Regions from separate parts of the Homo sapiens genome. Here region 2 is linked to region 1. Evidence: read pairs that join two places in POLR2A ChIA-PET (ENCODE). Cell type or tissue: PC-3. All regions are shown on one strand.

Region 1 (2,500 bases):
TGCCTGCTGGGGCCACGCTGTACACCACAGGCTCTCCTCTCTCTCAAGATGGAGGTCGGGGTGTAGCTGCGTTTGGGGAGCAGCTGCCACATCTCCTTAGGCATGTAGCAGCCTGCGTGTGCTCCGGAGACAGAGCAGCGTGGGTGAGGCTCAGGGTTTGCCTGCCCCAGTGGCCTCTGCTCCAGAACAGGCTTGTCTGGGCCTGCCCACCCTTAATCTAACCACAGAATTGGGGAACTGACTGAACCCCAATTTCTAGGGGGGTACAGCTTGAACGCCAAGGCTTCTGCCACTGTCTCCATGGCCTTGGCCCAAACCTTATTGGCAAGAGGCCAAGTCAAAGGGCCTCACGTGGGTGCTGGAGGTTCCAGATCCACAGGCCATCTCCTGGGTTCTGAAAGGGTCACTCGTGTTTCCCAAGTGCCCACTAAGTGCCAGACCTGCATGAGGAGCGGGATGGAGGGGTGAGCAACAGAGACCCAGCCCTCCCCCATGGGGCTCCTGGGCTGGGCCAAGGAGGCAGATGTTAAACAAAGAGTTACTTAAATTACAGATGTGATGAGGCTGAGAAGGAAAATTCAAGGGACTGTGTGTGCTTTGAACTGGGCTGAGGTGGGTGCTTTGAACTGGGCACCTGAGCTGGGCTGAGGTACTCTCTGAAGAAATAATATTTATTTATTTATTTAATTTTGAGACAGGGTCGTGCTCTGTCACCCAGGCTGGAGTACAATGGCATGGTTACAGCTCACAGTAGCCTTAACCTCCCGGTCTCAAGCAATCCTCCCACCTCAGCCTCCTGAGTAGCTGGGACCACAGGCACACACCACCACACTGGGCTAATTTTGTTTACTTCTGTAGAGACAGGGTCTGTGTTGCCCAGGCTGGCCTTGAACTCCTGGACTCAAGCAATCTGCCCACCTTGGCCTCCCAAAGTGCCGGGATTACAAGCATGAGCCAGGGCACCCAGCCAGAAATGATATTTAAACTACGGCTGGAAGGATGGTTGGTGTCAACCAAGTTGAGAGGCTGGAGTGGTGATGGGAAGAGAGGAATTGTGTCTCAGAAAAAGGGAACAGCATGTGCAATGGCCCCGAAGCGAGCCTGATCCGCGGTGTGATTCTATTGAAACCTGCAACACCCTAAGAGGGAACTTTTAATTTTGCTGATGAGAAGACGAGGCTTGAGGAGGTTCGGCCACCGGCCTGGGACTCAGCAGGTTGCATCCTGAGCCCCTGGGGTTTTCCTGAGGACTCAGCCTGAGTCACCCAGGACTCAGCCGAGTCCAGAAGACCAGCCTCCCTTACCTGTGGAAAATGTTCAAAAAGTTTCAGGGTTAATGAGGTTTCTGGGGGGGAAACTCATTGTGAAGGAGAAAGCATTAAAAAAGAGCATAATCCTGATTCTGAGGTGACTGGGAAGGCAATTCCGGGATTCCAGCATCCTTTCCCAACCCGGTTCCTCCTTGGATGTGGTCCCATCTGATATAGCTTTCCCAGAATGAATCACAACGCAAAACTGTCCAGATGCATGTAGATAAGTAAATAAATAAACCCAACAAGTGGGCCAATTCCTTCTTCCTGGAGGAAGTAGCTCAGTAGAGTCCACAGATAACAAAACAGAGTGTGTCTTAAGATTTTAATTAATCACATTGTTGATTTTCCCTGGGTTATTGAATAAGGTCCACTCGGAAATAATGAAGACACCAATGTGCCTGGGCTCCTGGGCGAGTAAAGAGAAGGCAGCATTTGGCAATGCCTGGTGAAGGCCTAAGTGAGGTGCGGGTCATTCACTGTGATTTGCTCCACATTTATTTACAAGCCCAGCAAGCTGTCCCTACTGTCCCAAGGTGAGCAACCATAGCTTGACTTCCTGGGCTAGAGCAGGTGGCATCTTTTTTGAGGAGGCCCCAAATGGCATCCCCCATACTCCCTGATATGATGACTATGACTGGGGCCTCCAAGTAGTAGGTGAGGCGTGGGCACCCACCTGTCTCTGGGTAACCACACCTACCTGAGTAAGCATTGGGTAACCAGGCATGAGGCACCCATCTGCATGGGCAATTTGTACAATTACCCCGGGTGCCCAGGTGAATCAATGTTTACTTGCTGCAAAGCTGGGGAACCTCAACCTCGCCTGTGGTCCAGGGACCTCCAGGGCAGCAGCATGGGAGGAATGTCTGGTCCAAACGGCTAAGGCATCCCTGGCCCAGTTTCAGGTACAGACTCCAGCAGACTCTCCAGTATCCATTCAGGGTTGAGAATGTTGAGGAACCTGGAGATATTTGAAAAATAACTCCAGAAACAAATGAAGCGATTTTTAAAAACAGGGCACAGTGAGGTGAATTAACTCGCCCCAGGTCACACAGTGAATACACAGCAGAGTCAGAACTTGAACCAGGCACAGGCAGACTCCAGCATCCCCTTCTACTCTTGGGTTAGTATACTTATATCTACTGTTGCATATGTATGGAATAGAAGGTCTGGAAGCATGTACATCAAAG
Region 2 (2,500 bases), 230 kb before region 1:
TAAACAACAAGGTTAACTTATTTATAACATAAAAACTTAGAGCTCTTAGCATGAAACTCAAAAGGATGATTTCAAAATGTCTAAATTATGACTGAACTTGGGAAAGCAAATAGCATTTGTAAATGAAACAACCCTGAAAGACACAAAGTTGGCGAGTGCAGCCCCCTTCCCTGCTCCGCTTGGGGTGGGTCATCTCCAGGCGGGTGCAATCCGAGAGCTCCCTGGCTCCCTGCTCTGCCCTCTTCTCCCATCACTCTGCCATCCACGTGCTGTGGGCTGAGCTTCCTGACGTGGAGCTCTGATGGCCGCTCTGTGCTCAGAAACCCTCCGACCGTTTCCCACAAAAGGACAAGCTCCTGAGCTAGATGTTCATGAGATTTTGCTGGGTGGCCGCATACTCACTCTTCTAGTCCGATTTCTCCTGACTCTGGCCAAATATCAGCTATGTGCTAAGCACACAGAATGGCTTGCTACTCCCGAAATGGCCCACACTCTCCCGATTCAGCTCTTTTCTCATTCTGTTCCCCGTGGCCAAAATTCCCTTTCCCTTCCCTGCTAAAATCCTACCCAGCTCTCACAGCCCTTCTCCAATGCCACCTCCCTGTGAGATCTTTTATTCCAACTGGCTGTGATCCTTCCTCCTTTCTTACCTCAACGCACTATTTAAATTATTATTATTATTTTATTTTATGGAGATGGGGTCTCGCTATATTGCCCAGGCTGGTCATGAAACCCTGGGCTCAAGTGATCTGCCCGCCACAGCCTCCCAAAATGCTGGGATTACAGGCGAGAGCCACTGCGCCTGGCCCTGTTCTTTCAAGTGTTTCTTTCTTTCTTTTTTTTTTCTTGAGACTGAGTCTCGCTCTGTTGCCCAGGCTGGAGTACGCTGGCGCAATCTCCGCTCACTGCAACCTCTGCCTCCCAGGTTCAAGCGATTCTCCTGTCTCAGCCTCCTGAGTAGCTGGGATTACAGGCACCTGCCACCACGCCCAGCTAATTTTTGTATTTTTAGTAGAAACGGGGTTTCACCATGTTGGTCAGGCTGGTCTGGAACTCCTGACCTCGTGATCTGCCTGCCTTGGCCTCCCAAAGTACTGGGACTACAAGCATGAGCCACCACGCCCGGCCACTTTCAAGTGTTTCTAAAGGCACTAAGATTCCATTTGATAACATAATTGCTTGTCATCCCTGCTGCCTGGCCTTGATTCTGCTGCAGGGCTGGACACCATGAGGCAGAAGCTGCATGACTCACACTCTATCCCCTGAAGCAACTGGCACCAGCGCCTGGCACACCGTAGGCACTCAAGTATGTCCTGAGTTAAACGGTATTGAAGTTCTGCTCCAAGAAAGTCATCGGAAGGGAAATATTTTGGGTACATCGGCTGAAAACTAAAGGGCCAGTGATAGGGTTTTGAGAAAAAGCTCAGAACAAGGAAGACACATCCCAGTGGCAGAGCTATTTTACTTTTGTGGGACTAAGACCTATAGCCTTTTGTGAGGTCATGACGGGGAAAAACAAAACAAAGCACACACACACACACACACACACACACACACACACACCTCTCTTTCTAGGTAAATAATAAATGAACTAAAGGAATCTTTAAAATAATAAGCTCAATCATTTTCCCCAGTTATAGAAACTAATACAAGAAACGTGAACAATTTTGTTACGACAAAATCATAAATAGTCCTAATAGGTTTTATGTAAATCAGCCCCAGGAAAAAGCTGAATTCCTTCTTTTGTGAATGCACTCCCAAGTAATAGGAAGCCCGGCTAAAGATCCCCAGGTTTTCTTTAATTGTAGTCTCCGAAAATGAATAAGTGAATAAATAAGTGAATGGATTGAATAAGACTTGACTCAGAGTTCACTAAATGCCAGTGCTTCTTAAAGTGTCTATGGAGAAGAACTGGTTTTGAAACATTTCCTAACTGCTGCAGACTGAAACTCTTCTAAAAATACAATAAAAATTCTGCGGCAACATCTAAAAGTGGACATACACTTTCTTTTTTTTTTTTTTGAGACAGAGTCTCACTCTGTCCCCCAGGCTTAAGTGCAGTGGCATGTTCTCAGCTCTTTGCAACCTCTGCCTCCCAAGTTCAAGTGATTCTCCTGCCTCAGCCCTGCGAGTAGCTGGGATTACAGGCGCGCACCACCACACCCGGCTAGTTTTTGCATTTTTAGTAGAGACAGGGTTTCTATATGTTGCCCAAGCTCGTCTTGAACTCCTGACCTCAGGTGATCTGCCCACCTCAGCCTCCCAAAGTGCTGGGATTACAGGTGTGAGCCAATGCGCCCGGCCTAAAAGTGGACATACACTTTCTATACTTAATTTGTCAGGGACCAGTCAAGCTCTGTTTCCCCAAATCCATACACATTTAACATGCTACAAATGTAGGGAAAGGGAGGATAGATGCCTACCTTCTGCTCTCGTGCCTCAAACACTGCTTCATGGACGCTGCAAGCAAAAAGTGAGGTAGGCAGATCACTTAAATCCA

What was found. Peaks named below come from ENCODE experiments on the same cell type or tissue, not always from the same donor. Only the 100,000 strongest peaks of a DNase experiment are listed, where the experiment ranks them.
Region 2: POLR2A ChIA-PET joins it to region 1 with 10 read pairs; 4 of 35 experiments call an interaction of 5 or more read pairs at or near these places.

Annotation. Positions count from the first base shown.
Region 1 is chr1:24,283,021-24,285,520 of GRCh38, reverse strand. No RefSeq gene overlaps it. Among named protein-coding and RNA genes, the nearest start is that of GRHL3, 35 kb to the left of the region's middle. In PC-3, no CTCF peak of the experiment used is centred here; DNase peaks (open chromatin) are centred at 1,480 and 2,050; H3K4me3 peaks cover 887 bases; H3K27ac peaks cover 2,466 bases.
Region 2 is chr1:24,514,491-24,516,990 of GRCh38, reverse strand. RCAN3 (RCAN family member 3) reads right to left here. Exons shown (of 5, transcript NM_013441.4): 2 at 2,424-2,500. Among named protein-coding and RNA genes, the nearest start is that of RCAN3, 13 kb to the right of the region's middle. In PC-3, no CTCF peak of the experiment used is centred here; a DNase peak (open chromatin) is centred at 1,240; H3K4me3 peaks cover 1,094 bases; H3K27ac peaks cover 1,759 bases.